Regions from separate parts of the Homo sapiens genome. Here region 1 is linked to region 2. A link is a loop called in an ENCODE intact Hi-C map of the cell type or tissue named here. Cell type or tissue: dorsolateral prefrontal cortex. All regions are shown on one strand. Each heading gives the region's core, and the rest is flanking DNA. Links, peaks and the distances in the headings are about the cores only. Region 1 overlaps USP48 (ubiquitin specific peptidase 48). Region 2 has its middle 13 kb from the start of CELA3B.

The links. A loop is a pair of places that touch in the nucleus more often than their neighbours do. Peaks named below come from ENCODE experiments on the same cell type or tissue, not always from the same donor. Only the 100,000 strongest peaks of a DNase experiment are listed, where the experiment ranks them.
Region 1: a loop joins it to region 2, with 3 times the contacts of the local background. A loop is called at or near these places in 24 of 110 quality-filtered maps.

The regions. Positions count from the first base shown.
Region 1 is chr1:21,696,487-21,708,913 of GRCh38, forward strand. It overlaps USP48 (ubiquitin specific peptidase 48), which reads right to left. Exons shown (of 27, transcript NM_032236.8): 16 at 10,258-10,382; 17 at 9,981-10,103; 18 at 9,640-9,701; 19 at 9,241-9,351; 20 at 7,776-7,906; 21 at 7,026-7,132; 22 at 5,012-5,116. Among named protein-coding and RNA genes, the nearest start is that of RAP1GAP, 33 kb to the left of the region's middle. In dorsolateral prefrontal cortex, for the core only: a CTCF peak has its summit at 7,031 (motif pointing right); DNase peaks (open chromatin) are centred at 9,305 and 10,205; H3K4me3 peaks cover 3,486 bases; H3K27ac peaks cover 3,724 bases.
Region 2 is chr1:21,959,683-21,968,171 of GRCh38, forward strand. No RefSeq gene overlaps it. Among named protein-coding and RNA genes, the nearest start is that of CELA3B, 13 kb to the right of the region's middle. RefSeq lists an enhancer at 2,214-2,877 and a silencer at 4,362-4,629. In dorsolateral prefrontal cortex, for the core only: CTCF peaks have their summits at 4,480 (motif pointing left) and 4,683; a DNase peak (open chromatin) is centred at 4,469.

The sequences.
Region 1 (12,427 bases), core at 2,655-10,654, 260 kb before region 2:
TGTTCCAAATTCTAAGTCTAAAGTGATACAAACAACACATATCCTAATTACATACTGATTTGAGAGGAAAAAACTGTTCAAGACATATCTGAGTATGGGTATTAGAGGACATTAGGGAGTTTTCGTTAGTTTTCTTATTTATGAGCACATTATTAGTATTAGGTAGGACACTGTCTTTATTTTTAGAGGGGAAATGTCATGATGGCCATGACTACCTAAAGGTGCTGTAAAAAGGATGCCCCTGGGTGTGCATGATACATGCGGTACCAGTCAAGAAAAAAATAGATGAGGACCAAATGTCCTCTACAGTACTCCTATAAATCCCTCATCAAGAGGTTAATGATCAGAGGTTAATGATCAAGATTCTTTTGCTTTTTGTACCAAAGGTGGTGGTGGTGGCCGGTGGGGGCGGTGGGGGATGGGGGGTGAGTGAGAGGCGCAGGGGAGATTCTTCTGCTAACCAGGCCAGGGAATAAAAGAAGCAGGATTTTTAAGAAAATCTTTTCCCCTGGTTTAATTAAATCTGGATGAGGTAACCTCAAGGCCCTGGCTCTGGTTTCCACAGTCGTCACTGAATGTCAGCCGTGTATAAGCAAAGTGGTTTAACGGTCATTATAGACACAGATGCCACATACTCATTACTCATGGGCTCCACAGTTTACAAAGCAGAAGGTGATCAAGACCCAAACACAGAAGAGCATTTGTTCAGGGTGCCGACCACTGGCGAGACACTGCCTGAGGATAGTTTAGCTCTAGCCCTGAATCTACATAGGCAACTGAGTGATTCTAAGATTCACGAGAAAAAGTTAAGTGCACATGTGAGTTAAAAAGAAAAAAAAAAAATGAAACCCGATGAAACATTTTTCTCAGTCTCGACTGTTGAAAGAAAAGGTCAGGCCAGGCGTGGTGGCTCATGCCTGTAATCCCAGCACTTTGGGAGGCCAAGGTGGGCGGATCACAAGGTCAGGAGATTGAGACCATCCTGGCTAACATGGTGAAACCCCGTCTCTACTAAAAATACAAAAAATTAGCCGGGCTTGGTGGTGGGCGCCTGTAGTCCCAGCTACTTGGGAGGCTGAGGCAGGAGAATGGCGTGAACCCGGGAGGCAGAGCTTGCAGTGAGCTGAGATTGCACCACTGCACTCCAGCCTGGGCAACAGGGCAAGACTCCATCTCAAAAAAAAAAAAAAAGAAAGAAAAGAAAAGGTCAAATTGAACCCAAATTCTACAATCAGGAATATAAAGAAAAATAACTACATCAACATATAATTTTATTTTAGAAGTACAAAACACAACCAAAAACCAAAACCCTGAGCATCAAGCAAGACAGATTTTTTAATAACTCTGATTTTAAATGGATCTAAAGGCTTTTCCTGGAATTATTTCTTTCTTAATCTGGAGAATTTAAATCCAACTTAACTGACAAAAAAACCCAGCCCACTGGTTTTAGAAGGCTTTCAATTACCTAAGTGATACCCAATACCGAGTATATTATTAACCTAAATTTTTAGATGAAGTCAAAGGAGTTGGGTTGATCTAGCTTAGAGAAAAGAGGAAAAGGGATTTGTTTATCTCCACTAAGGACAAGCAGAAATGCATCATTTTTTATTACAGGGATTTAAAGCAGCAATTACAGAAGCTATCTTTGTACTGAGATATGTGATGAGGAGGGTGACATTTTGAAAATGCTGAACATTTTTCAGGGACTATCTATTCTTTTCCAAAGAGGAAGGTTACACTTGAGATTTTTTGTGAGCCAAAAATTTTTTGTGAGAAAGCAAAATGTAAAACATTTTAGAGTATTACAATATCCAAAGAAGGAAAAGGAAGACAGAAGAAAATTATAAAGTATAAAAAATAATTACAGTATAAAAAGCAATGTTCCCCAACATTCTCTATCATATTTATAAACGTGAAATCTGTTGTCATCCACAACTAAGGAGAGTGATTCCACATACACTTTGAAAAAATTGCTGTGGTCATGACCACAATGAATAAAACTAGACCACCAAAAAAAAGTTAGCTTTCTAAAATCTAAATCACTTGAAAATGTAGATAGTTTCTAAATAACTCTTAGGGTGAAAAGCAAAGCTTAAAATAACAAACTAAAGACAGTAAGAACATTGTGTCAAGTTTAACAAACTAATTTACAAAGTTAACCAGAGAACAGATAATTAGTGACAGCAGGCAATAAAAGATTTGATTCCCCCATCCTGGATATCACGGTGAAACCCCGTCTCTACTAAAAAATACAAAAAATTAGCTGGGCGTGGTGGCGGGCGCCTGTAGTCCCCGTTACTGGGGAGCCTGAGGCAGGAGAATGGCTTGAACCTCGGAGGCGGAGCTTGCAGTGAGCCGAGATGGCACCACTGCACTCCAGCCTGGACGACAGAGCAATACTTGGTCTCAAAATAAAAAAATTTGATTCCCAACTGATTATTAAGCCATACTACCAAGTGATAATAACTAAAACATACGGTACTGCCAGCCAAACAGACAAAAGAGAATGGAGTCCTGAATCGGGATGGATATGTACACCCATACACCCAAATGCATGTACATGCACAGAGTCTTGCTCTGTCGCCCAAGCTGGAGTGCAGTGGCACAATCTCGGCTCACTGCAACCTCCACCTCCCAGGTTGAAGCAATTCTCATACCTCAGCCTCCCCAGTACCTGGGATTACAGGCCCACACCACCACACCTAATTTTTTTTTTTTTTTTTTTTTTTTGAGGCTGAGTCTTGCTCTGCCGCCCAGGCTGGAGTGCAGTGGCGAGATCACGGCTCACCGCAAGCTCCGCCTCCTGGGTTCACGCCATTCTCCTGCCTCAGCCTCTCGAGTAGCTGGGACTACAGGTGCCCGCCACCACGCCCGGCTAATTTTTTGTATTTTTAGTAGAGACAGGGTTTCACTGTGTTAGCCAGGATGGTCTCAATCTCCTGACCTCGTGATCTGCCCGCCTCAGCCTCCCAAAGTGCTGGAATTACAGGCATGAGCCACCGTGCCTGGCCTAATTTTTGTATTTTTATTTATTTATTTATTTTTGAGACGGAGTCTCGCTCTGTCACCCAGGCTGGAGTGCAGTGGCGTGATCTCAGCTCACTGCAAGTTCTGCCTCCTGGGTTCATGCCATTCTTCTGCCTCAGCCTCCTGAGTAGCTGGGACTACAAGTGCCCGCCACCACGCCCGGCTAATTTTTTTTGTATTTTTAGTAGAGACGGGTTTCACTATGTTGGCCAGGCTGGTGTCGAACTCTTAACCTCAAGTGATCCACCCGCCTCGGCCTTCCAAAATGCTGGAATTACAGGCGTGAGCCACTGCGCCTGGCCACACACACACACACACACTTTTAATATATCAACTGAAAAGCACACAATCGAGTTTGCACAAATGTGGCTCGAAAGATGGCTTGTATAGACCACAGAGATGTCCCCGCCACAGAGATGGGGACATGAAAACAGAGTTGACAACAGGGTAAAGGGCGGCAGCAAAGTCATGTCTGCAAACGCTTGTGGAGACATATTAGTAGAGTCAACTAATATGTCTCCACAAGCGTTTGCAGACATGACTTTGCTGCCCTTCTTTACCCTGTTCCTTATGCCAAGGAGCACAAGATGTATATATGCACACAGAGTTTAATAAGGGCATCACTTACTATAGAAAAATATCCCCTTTAAACTGAAAACCTGCATTCTCATCAAGTGTACAGATTTGGTTAGCACTGAAGCAAAGGGCCCTCCAGTGTTGACTGACTGAAATACAGACTGGGAAGGACAACTTAAAGAGTGGCTGATCACTGTCACAAACTGCATGATTTTGCTTCTTCACAGGTGTTTTGAGGTTATTTTATGAGCGCCAATAAGCCACGGAAAACAAATGCTGACATCCCTTTACACCGGTTGGGAAACCACAAGTAACATTTATTTTGGGCACACCAAGATTCAAATCAAGACGGCTTTTCAGACTCTCTCAATCAATGTTAAAAATGAAGTAACAGTATCAACATGCAGACAGGCCAACAAGCCCAGATACCTCTGCCCTGTCACAGATATTGCAGATGGCTATTGTAACACTTTCATTCTTTCAGGGAGAACACCATCCACAATTTCACTACACTATTTTAGTAGTAAAGAAAGAAAACAAACATCTCATCTGTTAAAAATAAAACTTTGAGTAGAAAATCCATGAGTTTAAAGTACAAAATATCCTCCAATGTGGGGGTCTGACTTTTTGAGAAGCTGAAACTTATCTCCACCTACATCAACCATATTCCCACGATTTCCTGTTCTCAAAAGACAATTTATGGGCCGGATGCGGTGGCTCACGCCTATAATCCCAGCACTTTGGAAGGCCAAGGCGGGAGGATCATGACATCAGGAGTTCAAGACCAGCCTAGGTGAAACCCCGTCTCCATTAAAGATACAAAAAATTAGCCAGGAGTGGTGGCGCATGCCTGTAATCCCAGCTACTTGGGAGGCTGAGGCAGGAGAATCACTTGAACCTGGGAGGTGGAGGTTGCAGCGAGCCGAGATTGTGCCACTGTACTCCAGCCTGGTTGACAAGGCTAGGATCCATCTCAAAAAAAAAAAAAAAAAAAAGGCCGGGTGCGGTGGCTCCTGCCTGTAATCTCAGCACTTTGGGAGGCTGCGGTGGGCGGATCACGAGGTCAGGAGTTCGAGACCAGCCTGGCCAACACAGTGAAACCCCGTCTCTACTAAAAATATAAAAAATTAGCCGGGTGTGGTGGTGGGCGCCTATAATCCCAGCTACTTAGGAGGCTGGGGCAGGAGAATCATTTAAACCCAGGAGGCGGACATTGTGGTGAGCTGAGATAGTGCCATTGCACTCCAGCACAGGCAACAGTGCGAGACTCCATCTCAAAAAAAAAAAAAAAAGAAAAAAAAAGAACCAATATCCCATACAGGGTACAGAGACATGGCCAGGGGCTTCGAGTGGCTGCTCTATAAGAACAGCAGAAAGTATAACAATGAAAAGCAGCTTCAACACATACTTGATTAAAATCTGGATCTTTTTCTCCATCTGGTTTAGCTTCTTCCTTGTCCTCCTCTGTTTCAGAACTACTCACATTCAGTTCCGGAGCCGAATCCTTCATCACCTGAATGTGCCAGGACAACAAAGAGAAGTAGGTCAGACCCTAGGAAGGCAGGCTATGGAGGATGTGGGGGCTGGGACCGGCAACCTTTATCAAGACGAGGAACACCTTTATCATGGTGGGATTATAGACTGGAGAGTGGATCAAGAATCAAGCCTTCACGGTTTTCTATGCTCTTTTAACATGTTAGTTTTTTACCCTATGACTTATTCTTGTAGTATTTAATGTGCTCACCATACATTTAAGAGGTCTCTGCAGAGCAGTTATTATTATCAGTCTTGTACAATGATGTTATTTTGCAGAAGTTCGAAGGTGCTTGACACCTTCCCGAGCACACTGATTGCCAAGCCTTTTCAAGTTCTCAAACTATTCAAGTGGCAGGAGTTACATGCTCTTTAAGAATTGAGAAAACGAAAGATGGAAGAAGCGCTCTCTTGCAAACACTATGAAATACTCTTATTAAACTGAATAATGAAACTACATCTAAATTGGATAATATTTTATACCAGAGAACAAAAGATTTAAGAAAATTTTACAGGGAGAAACAGAGACATTTATACTCATTAACTTCATTTTCTCGGCAAATTAGGAAATGAAGGCCTTAGTTTATTTAGCTTGTAAAGCAGAACCCTTGGCCTCCAGGGCATAATTATAAGTTACCCTTCTAAAAAATGTGTTTGGAAACAAGCATCAAATAAAATGTATTCCATTTTGTCTTTAATCCCAGAAAGCATGGAATTAAATAAATTAATAAGATATCTAGAGATATGGGTCAGGATCTACCCAAGAGCCATCCCTAATATAATAAAAATGCTTGGAAATCCAATCCAAGCAAGTATTAACACCTCCACTTCCCAAACATATCCAATCAATTTCACCTATCCTTGCAGGTCAATGGAAGAGGCTCTAACTGACCTCTCTTATTTCTGTTATGCCCTCACAGCAATTCCAAACACTATAGCCAGGGTGATTTTTTTTAAACTATAAATCAGATCATATCATGACCTTGCTTGAAACTCTCCAGGGGCTTATATCTACACTGGGAATAAACCCAAATCCTTGGTATGATGTATAAAACCTGATAGTGTATGGTCGTTCATTCCATATCATGATCCCTTCTTGGAATAAATTTCATTCTAGACCAGCAATAGCCACTAGGGTAGCCATTAGCCACATGTAGCTATTTAATTTTAAATCAACTAAAACTAAATTCCTCAGTCACGCTAGCCACATCGAATGCTCCACAGCCACACATGGCCAGTGACTACTGCAGTGCGCAGCACAGATACAGAACCTAGAACCTGTCTATCACCACAGGAAGCTCTATTGGACAGCACTGTTCTAGGTGCAATGGTTTTCACTCTGTTGCATAAGCACATTAGGCTTATCCTTTTGACCTTTGTTTCCTTTGTCTGGAAAACACTTCCCAGGCTGCATCCCTGACAGTGAGGGCTTGGGTAAAAACAACTTCTCCAAGACGCCTCTCCTGTCTACTCCCTGTCTCACACTAACCTCCACTTGACCCTGCTAAAGTTCCTTCAAAACAATCATTTCTGTGTGAAATCATATGAATTTATACTTTATTCCTGATCTTCCTCACTAGGTGCCTATAATTTTGAGAGAAGGTATTATACCTGCCTTCTTTATCACTGTATCCCCAGCACCTGGACCATTCCTGGAACACAGCTGACATTCAGTAAATATCTATGCATCAATTAATAACAAACTAAATTCTCATATAATCACATAACTGTTCATTTTCAATTATTGTCCAATTTCAATTCTGATGCCAAACAGCTCTGAAGGAACAAAAATGCAGTCCTAGGCAGACCCTCAGTGCAAATACAACAGCAAATCAAGCCAAAGAGCACGCTTGATCATTACTAGTCATTGCCACAAGAGGGACCAGTACCTTTTTATTATCCACAACTTTATGGACATAGATGGTGGCTTGAGTGTATTCACGCAGGTCCCTCTGCTGCTGACACAATAAGCCTTCTCTGCATTCTGGACAGAGTTCTTTGGGGGAAAAAAAAAAAGGGAAAACAGAAGTGGCTGAGGAATCATTGTTAAAGAATCAAAGATCTAAAAACATATGTCAAAGTTACTAGTGAATATTCATTAAACTCTTAGTAACATTTTCTTTTTTTGAGACAAGGTTTTGCTGTGTCACCCAGGCTGGGGTACAGTGGTATGAACATAGCTCACTGTAGCCTCAAGCTTCTGGGCTCAAGCCATGCTCCTGACTCAGCCTCTCAGCGAGTAGCTCAAGACTACAGATATGTGCTACATTTTTATTATTTTGTAGAGAGAAGGTCTTGTTATGTTGCTCAGGCTGGTCTGAAACTCCTGGCCTTAAGCAATCCTTCCACCCTAGTCTCTCAAAGTATTAGGATTATAGGTATGAGCTAGTGTGCTGGCCCAAACTCTTAATAATATTTTCTATTAACCACTATATTCTATTACATGCAAATGATAAGGAAATCCATTTACTGTCCATAAATAAACGTACAAATAATGGGATGATTATAATGAGAGTTTCCACCTAGGGAGTTGGGACCGCCGCATGATCTTTAACTTTAAGCAGACAACACTGACACACCCTTTCTTCTTAAAATGTCAGCTCTTAACTATAGAAACCGAAAGCAATATGAAAACTTACTGGGCTCAGAAATATACTGTGTTTCTGAAGGGTTTACATCTCCCACTTCAATTCTCGTGATTTTAATTACATGATCCACAACAAAGAGCTTTTGTATCATTTGCCACTCACTGGGCCATATGAGAGCTATACTGTGCAAAAAAAAAACACAACATGCCTTAAGACACATGGAAATTAAGAGAATTAACATAATCCATTAGTCTGCTAAACCAAAACCATTAACACTAACATTTAATCCAAAGGAATTAGAGAGAAAAGATACGTATCATCAACAAAGAATAGTTTTTCATACAAAGGAATGTTACCACAGCAGCGAAACTAAATGGACTGAAATTACATGAATCAACATGGTTAGATCTCAAAAACATAATTGAGTAAAATAAGTTAGTTGCAGAAGTATAAATACAGTATGGTGCCATTTATATAAAAAGTTTTAAATATGCAAGACATTATGTGCGTGCATTTTTTTTTTTTACAGAATACTTTCTGAGACAGATAAACTCTAAATTCAGTACAGTGGTTAGTGTGAGAGGAAGGGTGGGAGAAAGAGAAGTAGCAACAGAAGGATAAGCACTGTGGGGCCTTTAATCATATTTGAACCATTTAACTTTTAAACTGAATGGTAACACACATTTGCTTACTGGTGTATTTTCCTGGAAGTCTGACATTTGCAATAACAACGACAGGAAGAAAGGGAGGGAGGAAAGAGAAGAGAGATGCACAGCGAGAGTGAGAGAGCAACAGGGAAGGCGGGATGCAGAGAGGGAGGGAGAGAAAGAGGAGGGAGAAAATGTAGAGAATATATAAACTTTGAACTCCCTTAAATGATGTTAAAGTACTGAAATATGAATAATAAAACTCTAGCTTAACCCCAAGGGCATTTTTATTTATGTGTTCCAATTTCCTTTTCCTGATTTTCTGACAATGTTGGAAGCATTCTACCTTCTCGTATATCACGATTTTTGGTAAAATCGGGAGAAATTCACAGATGAACACCTCTGGAAGTACTTGAAGCATGGAATAAAATTTGGGTTCTAAGACCCTAGAATTCCAGATGACCAGTGCAGTGGCTTTGCTCTGCCACCCTGCTAGCCTCCTCCTTTAATTGTCTGAAGCCTGGCCATGGCAGAACAAAACCTATAACCAAGACCATGTTGATTCTGTGATTCTGGAAAAGAGGTCTCAGCACTGGTCACCAGCAGCGGGGGAAGAGAAAGGGTGGCTGTGTTGTCTTCAAGAGGGACAAGGAAAGAGCAAAAAGACAAATAGCCTCGGGCAGCCTCTTGTCTTTCCTGGAGAAGCAGTCTTCTTCTCTTTTAAAAGGGGAAAAAAAAACCCCACAATTCAGCAAAGGACTAAATTCTTAAAACAGACTATGTCAGATGAGAAATTTCCTAAACATATTTTATTAATCATCAAAAAGAGAAAAGAAGAAAAAAAAATCACATGAAGAGAAGGAACTCACAGTTTAGAATCTTCTTTGGTCATGGAAGCAAATGTAAACATGAGGCCCCCGTGGGGACACAAAAGAGCACTGTTCCCAACTGATGACACAGGGCTGCATCTTGTAGGCTTTCTACTCAAATGAGACAAGGAGGAGAAATATACCTAATTACTGCATGACGAAAGAGAAGATTTTAAAATAATTATTTCAAAATCAGAGATATATTTAAGAAAATATTAGTAATTCAATGTGTTTCTTAGGCTTATTCATTTAATTAATAGAAAAGAAAGCTTTCAGTGTATGCTGGTGAAAGTAACCATGAAGGAAGGGTACAACAAACAGAATCCACGATATCTTAAAAAATACCAGAGTCAACCAAATCAGTAACAATAAAGGAAATAAAACATATTTTGTTTCTACCTAACAAATTTCCGCCACTCTTCTACAAAGAACTGAGACACGATGTAGAGGACATCCGTATCCTAGAACACAAAAATCACAAAACAGTATCCGTCAATTCACCGCCTGCTTAACACAAATTCCTTATAATATACTTTGGTTGTCCTTATTCAAGTTTTATAAATAAAATGAAAACACAGTCCTCTACCAAAAAATAGCAGGCTGGAGTAAATCCCCTGGTTAGATAACTAAACAAATGAGAATATGAGAAGTTCTGGGTTGTTCTGAAATAGCTCACTGGGAATTTGGCAAGGGCTTTAAAAAGAAAAGATGCATTCTTTCTTTTGTGGGAATCATTATACCTCTGGCCAGTTACTGAGACACGGTCTGTTTTTATCCTGGAACAAATTTGGGAGAGAAGTCTTTTGCTCGTTTGCAATCATCTTATGTAAGGCTTCATTTTCTTCCCCTTCTCTTTCTAAAATCTGAAAGAGAATGAAGCAATCAACTGTCTCCTGCTGACAGCACATGACCTGCCTCCTCCCTACACCCCCGTCAGAAGTACAGTGTTAATTCCCCTGGGAAGTCAACCCAGGGAGGTGGCATGCCATTTCCCCAGATGTCAGTAGCGTTCAGTACCTTGCACTGTGAACAGCACTCTTTGTAACTTGGAAACTCAGGAGCCTTTGGAAAGTACTGCTGCAGTTTGCTCCAAGCCTCTTTAGAAACAAGCCTTCTTTCATTTTCAGATATGCATAACTCACCTGAGTTTAAAAAAATATATTTGGAAAAAAAAAAAACAGCTGAAAAAAAGTCATTATCTATTTCCTATTTCTTAAACTTAAGAAAAATCCACAGGTACGCTTTTCTTGCTTTGCTAAAGTTTGGTATTTCTAGCTCTCTTTTCTTGTTTTCAAAAACTTCTGAATTTCCGATTTCATTTTAATTCTAAAGGAGGTAGCCATTAACCTCAATTTTACGTCCTTAATCTAGGTCTGTGATTGAAAAAAAAATCATGAGATAAAAACAAACGTACAAAGCTAAAACCGTGCATTTTCTTTCTCCTTGCAAGGAAGGAAGTAGTCAAAAATGGGATTCCAGGAGTCCTGGGACCTCTGTGCCATGGCAAGCGCTGCTTAACAAAATTACATCTACTCCCACACTCAAAGGTTATCATTTCCTGCAGACTTTATTGCCTCCCATTTGACTAATCTTGAAATCACACTGCATTAAAATAATATTTTGTAAGCTGTGTCCAGCCATCACAAGACCACTGCCTTAAGTTATCAATTCAAAGTTATCAATTCAAACAGAAGATAAAGCAATCTACTGCTCAATCTGAAAACCATCTCCAGTCAAGCACCAACTTCTTTGCTATTTGCAATTTATTTTGAAGATCCCCTTCAATCTTCAAAAATCCCAGAAGATATAAAAAAATAATACTAGTCACCGCCACCCTGCCAGGACCTTTCTCCTCTGGCTCTACTTGTGGTTATACTTACTGTTGTTTCAGCTGTTCCCAAGCAGTAAGTTAGTGAACTTCACTTATCTACCCATATCGGTCATTACCCAGAAAACTATCTTTAAATTTCTAAAGTCATATGTTTGTTTCTGCACCCATTGGCAAGGTACCTACAGATTTATTAAGAGTAATAAAGCCATGAGCTTTCTAAATACATACTACACTTTCCATAATAAATGAATTTAGAAAGATGAATATAACCAGGCAGAGTACAGCTAGTGAGTAATAAAGCTGGGATACGAAACCAGGTCTATAGGCCAGGCACAGAGGCTTGCTCCTGTAATCCCCAGCACTTTCGGAGGCTGAAGCAGGTGGATCACTTGTCAGGAGTTTGAGACCAGCCTGGCCAACATGATGAAACCCTGCGTCTACTAAAAATACCAACATCAGCCAGGTATGGTGGTGCTTGCCTGTAGTCCCAGCTACTCCAGAGGCTGAGGCAAGAGGACTCCTTGAGCCTAGGAGGCAGAGGTGGCAGTGAGCCAAGATAACCACCATTGCACTCTGGCCTGGGCAACAGAGAGAGACGCCATCTCAAAAAAACAAAACAAAACAACACAAAACAAAACAAACAAAACAAAACTAGGTCTGAGGCTGGGCTTGGTGGTTCACACTTGTAAGCCCAGCACTTTGGGAGGCTGAGGGGAGCAGATCACGAGGTCAGGAGTTTGAAACCAGCCTGGCCAACATGGCGAAACCCCGTCTCTACTCAAAATACAAAAATTAGCCAGGTGTGTGGCAGGCACCTGTAATCTCAGCTACTCAGGAGGCTGAGGCAGAAGAATCGTTTGAATGCAAGAGGCAGAGGTTGCAGTGAGCCAAGATTGTGCCATTCCACTCCAGCCTGGGCGAGGAGCAAGACTCTGTCTCAAAAAACAAAAACAAACAAACAAACAAACAAACAAACCCAGGTCTATAGCTCATTCGAACCCCATAATATATTTTAAAATTTATTTATTTATTTAATAGAAAACAGGCCGGGGGCAGTGGCTCACGCCTGTAATCCCAGCACTTTAGGAGGCTGAGGTGAGTGGATCACAAGGTCAGGAGTTCAAGACCAGCTTGACCAAAATGGTGAAACCCTGTCTCTACTAAAAATACAAAACAAATTGGCCGGGAGTGGTGGTGTGCACCTGTAATTGCAGCTACATGGGAGGCTGAGGCAGGAGAATCGCTTGAACCCGGGAGGCAGAGGTTGCAGTGAGCCAAGATCGCACCATTGTAATCCAGCCTGGGTGACAGAGCAAGACTCCGTCTCAAAAAAAAAAAAAAAAAAGAAAGAAAAGA
Region 2 (8,489 bases), core at 490-8,489:
CCTTTAAATTGTGGGATCTGATGCTAAAGTCAGGTAGACAGTGTCAGAAATGAATTGAATTGTTGCATACCCAGTTGATGTCAAATAGATGAAAAAGTGGTTGGTGTCAGAAAACACCTCCCAGCCTCCACTTAAAGAAGCTCTAGGCCGGGCACGGTGGCCCATGCCTGTAATCCCAGCATTTCAGGAGGCCATGGCAGGATGCGGTGGCCCATGCCTGTAATCCCAGCATTTCAGGAGGCCATGGCAGGATGCGGTGGCCCATGCCTGTAATCCCAGCACTTCGGGAGGCTGAGGCTGGATGCAGTGGCCATTGCCTGTAATCCTAGCACTTTGGGAGGCCAAGGCGGGAGGATGCTTTAGACAAGCACTGCCTTTCAATAACATTGTGAGGTAAAACCATTTCCCCTGGGAGACTGAGGCAGGAGGATCGCTTGAGCCCAGGGGTTCAAAGCTGCAAGTGAGCCATGATTGCACCACGGCACTCCAGCCTGAGCAACAGAGCGAGACCTTGTCTCCACAAAAATTTTTTTAAAAAAGCAATTCTTTTAGGCTGGGCACAGTGGCTCAGGCCTGTAATCCCAGCACTTTGGGAGGCTGTGGTGGGCAGATCACTTGAGGTCAGGAGTTTGAGACCAGCTTGGCCAACATGGCGAAACCCTGTCTCTACTAAAAATTACAAAAATTAGCGGGGTGTGGTGGTGCCCGCAAGTAATTGCAGCTACTCAGGAGGCTGAGGCATGAGAATCACTTGAACCTGGGAGGCAGAGGTTGCAATGAGCCAAGATTGCACAACTGCACTCCAGCCTGGGTGACAGAGTGAGACTCTGTCTTAAACAAACAAACAAAAAACAGTACTTTACAAAAATTAAAATTAAAATTAAAATTGATGAAAGAAGACCAGCCGTGGTTGCTCACGCCTGTAATCCCAGCACTTTGGGAGGCCAAGGCAGGCGGATCGCCTGAGGTCAGGAATTCGAGACCAGCCTGGCCAACATGGAGAAACCCCGTCTCTACTAAAAATACGAAATTAGCTGGGTGTGGTTGTGCGTGCCTGTAGTCACAGCTTCTTGGGAGACTGAGACAGGAGAATCACTTGAACCCGGGAGACAGAGGCTGCAGTGAGCTGAGATCGCACCACTGCACTCCAGCCTGGGTGAGAAAAAAAAAATAATAGTAATAAAATTAATGAAAGAAGTTCCTACCCGCAAAATGAAATGTGTCCCAGGAAACAAGGAGAGCATCTTGTTCAGAGTGGGAAGGCACCAGCCATGATCACTGAGAGGATGTGACAAAGCCTGCTGGTGGCTTCCCAAGAGGCACGGTTCTGTTTAAATTTTTCTGTTCACGGCCGGACGTGGTGGCTCACGCCTGTAATCCCAGCACTTTGGGAGGCCAAGGTGGGCGGATCACAAGGTCAGGAGATTGAGACCATCCTGGCTAACATGGTGAAACCTCGTCTCTACTAAAAATACAAAAAATTAGCCGGGCGTGGTGGCGGGCGCCTGTAGTCTCAGCTATTGGGAGGCTGAGGCAGGAGAATGGCGTGAACCCAGGAGGCGGAGCTTGCAGTGAGTGAGCCGAGATCGCGCCACTGCACTCCAGCCTGGGCGACAGAGCAAGACTCCATCTCAAATAAAAAAAACAAAACAAAACAAAATAAATTTTTCTGTTCACTTGAATTTTTTCACAGTGATACACTTGAATAGAAAATGCAGGGGTAGGATGCAGCAGAAAGAGCCCTGGCTTGCGTCTGGAGTCCTGGGTTCTATTGTCAGTGCTATGCCGTTGAACCACTCTATGACATTGACAAGTCCCAGCCTTTCTCTGGGCCACACTAGCCAGTCTCTACTGGCCTTTCCAGAGCTCATACTTAATTAGATAATTTTCATTGACTTCAATCCACACAAGTGTTATCTACTAGATGTCTGTTTATTTACATATCAAATCTCCTCCCACCAGCCACTGAGGCCCTAGAGGGTAGGGGCTGTCTCCCCAGAGCCTGGTACAGGCCCTGGCACTTTGTGGGTTCATGGAAGGAGGAGAGGACAGATGAATGATTGCCAGCCTGTGTCTCAGAACACCTCTGCCCCTGAAGGGTTTGGGGTTCCTGGACAGGAACAGGAAGCCTTGGATCTCCTTGAGACTGGTGCCCACTCATGCACCTCCTCCTGCCTGTGCCCCTGGATGCCCTGAGAGGTGAGGGAGGTGGCAGGAGTAAAGGGTAACTGGATTGGAGGCTCAGAGGCTCAGAGGCCTCCACTTCCTGCAGTGGAGACCCTGCCCAAGCCTGGCTCCAGCCCTGACCTCTGACTCCACCAGGAGAGTGCCAGGAAACAGACCTTAAGGCCGGAAACCTTCCTTGGGCTTGGCCTGGACCCAAGCTCCTACCGGGCATGGGCTGAGCCCTGCCTGGACCCAGTGGACCAAAAAGCCCACCCTTCTTGCTCAGCCTGGCAGAGCTGCTCTGCTGTAGCAACTTGGGGACAGTCTTTGCCTCTGAAACCACCACCAGCAGTTCCAAGCAGCCTGCCCTGGCAGGGAAGGTGCTGGGGTCAGGAGCTCTGGGTTCAGTTCCCACCTCTACTTCTCAGTGTCTGGGAAAGCATGGGCACTTTGCCACGCCTCCCTGAGCCTCAGTTGCTTCATCCTATTTCACGCTTAGGGATTAAAATAGAGAAGGTCTCACATGAATTCTCTTCCTTTACCATATTCAAGGAACTCAAAACAAGTTAAGCTTCCAGATACAGCTGAAGCCCTGGCCAACTTCACACCCCTTCTTCTTGGAGGGTGGCACCATCTAATCTCTGATTATCTTTGCTACGTGTATTTATTCTATTCCTACACATTGCTGTATATGGCATAGCATTGGTCTGCATGGATTCAAATGTTTTACATACTATGACATTATACTGAATGCATTATTCTGTAATTTGCTTTTTTACTCAATAAAATGCTTCTGAGATCTATCCATAGCGACACATATGACTCTAATTTAATCATTTTCACTGCTTAACATTGCATTCTATATATACCCAATTCATCCATTCTCCTGTCAATATGCATACTTTTAAGTTGTTTCCAATTATGTTTCATTATTTCAAGCAACACTGAAATGAATATTCTCATACATGTCAAAAAAAAATGAATTACAGATGAGTGTTATCAGGGAGCACATATTCATTGAGCCGGGGTATTCACTACAGGCTCTGATGACAATATGTTATGAGCCCAAACTACAGCAAACGACTTGACAATGGGACGGAGCACTTAAGATTGGGACTCTCTGGGACAGGAAAGCAATCATTGCTGCCCTGTGTTCAGTGTTTCCTATGGGCCAAGCCCAGTGTTCAGTGCTTTATCTCCTTGAATTCTCACAGAAACCTTGTGAGGGAGCTATTGGTGTTACCCTAGGTGAAGAAACTGAGGCACAGAGAGGTTAAGCGTCTCAGTCTGGGTGCAGTGGCTCACACGTGTAATCCCAGCACTTTGGGAGACTGAGGTAGGTGGATCACTTGAGGCCAGGAGTTCGAGACCAGCCTGGCCAACATGGTGACACCCCCATCTCTAATAAAAATACAAAAATTAGCTGGGCATGGTGGTGCATATCTGTAATCTCAGCTACTTGGGAGGCTGAGGCAGGAGAATCGCTTGAACCTGGGAGGCAGAGGTTGCAGTGAACTGAGATTGTGCCACTGCACTACAGCCTGGGTGACAGAGCGAGACTCCGTCTCAAAAAAAAAAAAAAAAAAAAAAAACACAGAGAGAGGTTAGGTGTCTTGAAAAAGATCACACAATTATGGTTGAACAGGAATTCAAACCAAATCTACGTCTGTCTGATACAACTTCCCACATTTCAACCAGAGCAGAGGGTCCCTGGTACGATGCCGCAGAGCTGTGGAAGCACAAAGGCAGGAAGGACGGGTCCCAACGGAGAGGTGCTCAGGGAGGGCTTCCTGGGGGAGGTGACAGTCCCAACCAGCCTAGAAAGATGAATATTGAAGAGGGCAGCAGTGGGAGGCATCTGGGAGGGAGACATTTGGGCCAAGGCTTGGAGGCTGGCCGACTGAGCCCCTGCCCCCAAATCACTCATCGACCCCTTGACTCCTCCCTGCCATTCCCTGCATTTCTCTTTCTTCCAGCTCCCCTCTGATCTCTGGGGTCCATCCTTCTCTTTTTACCTTCTTTCTCTTGAGTTCTGTCCTATCTCCTCATTCCCCAGTCATCCATTCATTCACTTGTTAATTCATCCACTCATCTAACACAAACTGAGCACCAGCTCTGTGCCAGGGCATTGGAACCTGAGTGAGGCAGTCCCCAGAATTGGTGGTGAGTGCGTCCACCACACTCAACTCAACCCCTAAGAGGAGGCTCTGAGATCTGCCCTGTCCCTCAGACGCACCCAGAGACAAACACACCCTCACACCTAGCAACTTCCTAGAAAACACCTGGAGGCAATCATGGCTCTCGGGCGCCCCTTGCTGGTAACTTGGGATGTTGCATCCTAGGCTGGAGAGTCCAAGTGTGACCCTAGGAAGGTGCTGCCCTGGCTCCCCACAAACTCCTGGTGCACTGCAACTTCTGCCAGCAGTTCCATTCTAGGAGTTTCTAAGAGTGCAGTCCTTGTCATAAATGTTTAGTGCCCTACCCTTTTGTTTGTTGTTGTTTGGTTTTTTTTTTGAGACCAATCTCACTCTGTTGCTCAGGCTGGAGTGCAGTGGCTCCATCTTGGCTCACTGCAACCTCCGCCTCCCGGGTTCAAGTGATTCTCCTGCTTCAGCCTCCCCAGTAGCTGGGACTACAGGTGTGTGCCACCATGCCTGGCTAATTTTTGTATTTTTTAGCAGAGATGGGGTTTCACCATATTGGCTAGGCAGGTCTCAAAAGTGATCCACCCATCTCAGCCTCCCAAAGTGCTGGGATGACAGGTGTGAGCCACTGTGCCCGGCCTAATGCCCTAGGCTTTGTCAGGCCCAAGCCAAAGGCCAGAGTAAGAAGCAGTGACAGATGTATGTTTGTTGTACTGGGAAGGGGGGACGGGATGGGTGCTCTGGAATGTGTGTGTGCATCATGGATGTGTGTGCACCAGTGCTGTACACGGGAGGGGTCTGTACACGGGGGTGCCTGGGTGCACATTCTGAGTTTGTGCTTGTGTATCATTGTCCTGCGGTGAGCAGGCCTATGCAAACCACCACCAAAGACCGAGGGAGCTGAGAGGCCAAAGAAAGAGGCTGACAAGTGCAGTTTATCAGAAAGAAAATAGGGACTTGCAAACAGAAGTTGCAAATTCATTTACTCAATAAAGTGCTTTTGAGATCTATCCATAGCGACACCGTCAAGCAATTGCAAGATGGTGCACCCCTGCACCTACCTTCCAGAAAACATTATTTTTATAGCAAGCTTTTAGGGTAAAGACATGTGCAGCTGGTCATGCCTCAGATATTCTGAAGCTCTTGACCACTGGGGAGTCCAGATTAGCATTTTTTTTTTTTTTTTGAGATGGAATCTCACTCTGTCACCAGGCTGGAGTGCAGTGACACAATCTCGGCTCACTGCAACCTCTGCCTCCCGGGTTCAAGCGATTCTCCTGCCTCAGCCTCCCGAGTAGCTGGGATTACAGGTGCCCACAACCATGCCTGGCTAATTTTGTATTTTTAGTGGAGACGGGGTTTCATCATGTTGGCCAGGATGGTCTCGATCTCTTGACCTCAGGATCCACCTGCCTCAGCCTACCAAAGTGCTGGGATTACAGGTGTGAGAGACAACGCCCCGGCCGTGATTAGCGTTTTTTTTTTTTTGAGACAGAGTCTCGCTCTGTTGCTCAGGCTAGAGTGCAGTGGCGTGATCTTAGCTCACTACAAGCTCTGCCTCCCAGATTCACGCCATTCTCCTGCCTCAGCCTCCCGAGTAGCTGGGACTACAGGCGCCCACCACCATGCCCGGCTAATTTTTTTGTATTTTTAGTAGAGTCGGGGTTTCACCGTGTTAGCCAGGATGGTCTCGATCTCCTGATCTCATGATCTGCCCACCTCGGCCTCCCAAAGTGCTGGGATTACAGGCGTGAGCCACCGTCCCAGCATCGTGATTAGCGTTTTTATGAAGGGTTATCTATGCTACAGCCATTGTCTTAAGAACTTGCTGCAGAATTTAAGAACTTGCTGGTCAGGCAGGTGACTCATGCCTAAATCCCAGCACTATGTGACAGTAACACCCTGTATGTACAAATTTTTTTTTTTTTTTGAGACAGAGTTTTGCTCTTGTTGCCCAGACTGGAGTGCAATGGCGCGATCTCAGCTCACTGCAACCTCTGCCTCCAGGGTTCAAGTGATTCTCCCGCTTCAGCCTCCCAAGTAGCTGGGATTGCAGGCATATGCCACCATGCCCAGCTAATTTTGTATTTTTAGTAGAGACGGAGTTTCTCCATGTTGGCCAGGCTGGTCTCGAACTCCCAACCTCAGGTGATCTGCCTGCCTCGGCCTCCTAAAGTGCTGGGATTACAGGCGTGAGCCACTGTGCCTGGCCTCAAATTTTTTTTTTCTTTAATTAGCCAGGTGTGATGGTGTGTGTCTATAGTCCCAGCTACTCGGGAGGCTAAGGTGGGAGGATCACTTGAGTCTGGGGGGGTCAAGGCTGCAGTGATTGCACCACTGCATTCCAGCCTGGGTGACAGAGCGAGACTTTGTCTTAAAAAAGTAATAAAATTGCTGCAAAACACTGTGGTATGCTGGAGTCAGACATCGGTCATCATGGCAGTTTCATTTCATGATGATGTCACTCTTGCCATGCAACAGGCTATCTGCCTACAGGCATGCTCTGGTGCTATGGAGAAGTGCGTGTGAGTAGTCCTTACCTGCGCACACTAGGTGTTCACTGAGTACATGCATGGAGGCGCATGGGCAGCATTCTCACCTCAGATGGAGCAGCTCTGAGGCTTTGACTCTGAGCTCCCTAGTGGGATCTGGTGCCAGTTGTCCATGAACGTCCCCTGTTCTGGCTTCCCTCTCCTCCCTGTCTCACTTCCCCACTCCCCTACACATGCTTCTTGGGATCTCCTCCCACATAAATCACTTGCGCTCGAATCCTGCCTCAGAGTCTTCTCCTGGGAGATGAAGGAGGCAGCCCGGGGCGGGCAACACACTGAGGTTGGCAGAGTGCAAAGATGGCAAGAGCCCGGGTCCACGGTGACACTGTTAGGGAAACAGAGAATAAGAGAGTCAGGCTGACACCATTTTAAAATAAGCTGTGGCTGGGTGCAGTGGCTCACGCCTATAATCTCAGCACTTTGGGAGGCCAAGGCGGGTGGATCATCTGAGGTCAGGAGGTCGAGACCAGCCTGGCCAACATGCAGAAATGCCCTCTCTACTAAAAATACAAAAATTAGTCGGGTGTGGTGGCGGGCGCCTGTAATTCTAGCTACTCGGAAGGCTGAGGCAGGAGAATCGCTTGAACCTGAGAGGCAGAGTTTGCAGTGAGCTGAGATCATGCCACTACACTCCTGCTTGGGTGACAGAGTGACACTCTGTCCCAAAAAATAAAATAAAATAATAAAATAATAAAATGAACTGCATCTTCAAACTAACAAGACACGCTCCTAGCCAGTCACAACTCACGGCCATGAGATGTTTCTGGCGAAGGAAGCGGTTTAGTAATTCCTGCAAGGCAAACTCCTATGATGGCAGGATGTCCAGGTGTCCTGATACCACATCACAATATCCGCTTTTGAGACAGTTACAGTCATGCTTTGATGTATTTCCACACTAAAATACCAAGGATAATTTTCTTTAAATCAACAAAGTACTAAATTTTCCTTTAAAAAGGTTATTGTATTTATGGCTGGGCACTGTGACTCATGCCTGTAATCCCAGCACTTTGGGAGGCTGAGGCAGGTGGGTCACTTGAGGTCAGGAGTTCGAGACCAGACTGGCCAACATGGCGAAATCCCATCTCTAATAAAAATACAAAAAATTAGCTGAGCATGGTGGCGCATGCCCGTAATCCCAGCTACTCAGGAGGCTGAGGTGGAAGAATTGCTTCAACCTGGGAGGCGGAGGTTGCAGTGAGCTGAGATTGCACCACTGCACTCCAGCCTGCACAACAGAAAGGACCTCCTCTCCAAAAAAAAAAAAAAAAAAAGAAGAAGAAAAGAAAAGAAATTGTATTTGTTCATTTATTTTTCAAAGCCAAATACTTCTGAATTTCTTTAAAAAAATTTTTTTTCTACGCAGTCTCGCTCTGTTGTCCGGCTGGAGTACAGTGGCCCCATCACTGCTCACTGCAGCCTTGACCTCCCGGGCTCAAGTGATCCTCGCACCTCAACCTCCCAAGTAGCTGGGACTACAGGTGCATGCTACCATGCCCAGCTAATTTTTGTATTTTTTTGTAGAGATGGGGTTTCACCCCATTGCCCAGGCTGGTCTTGAACTCCCAGGCTCAAGTGATCCACCTACCTCAGCCTCCCAAAGTGCTAGGATTACAGGTGTGAGCCACTG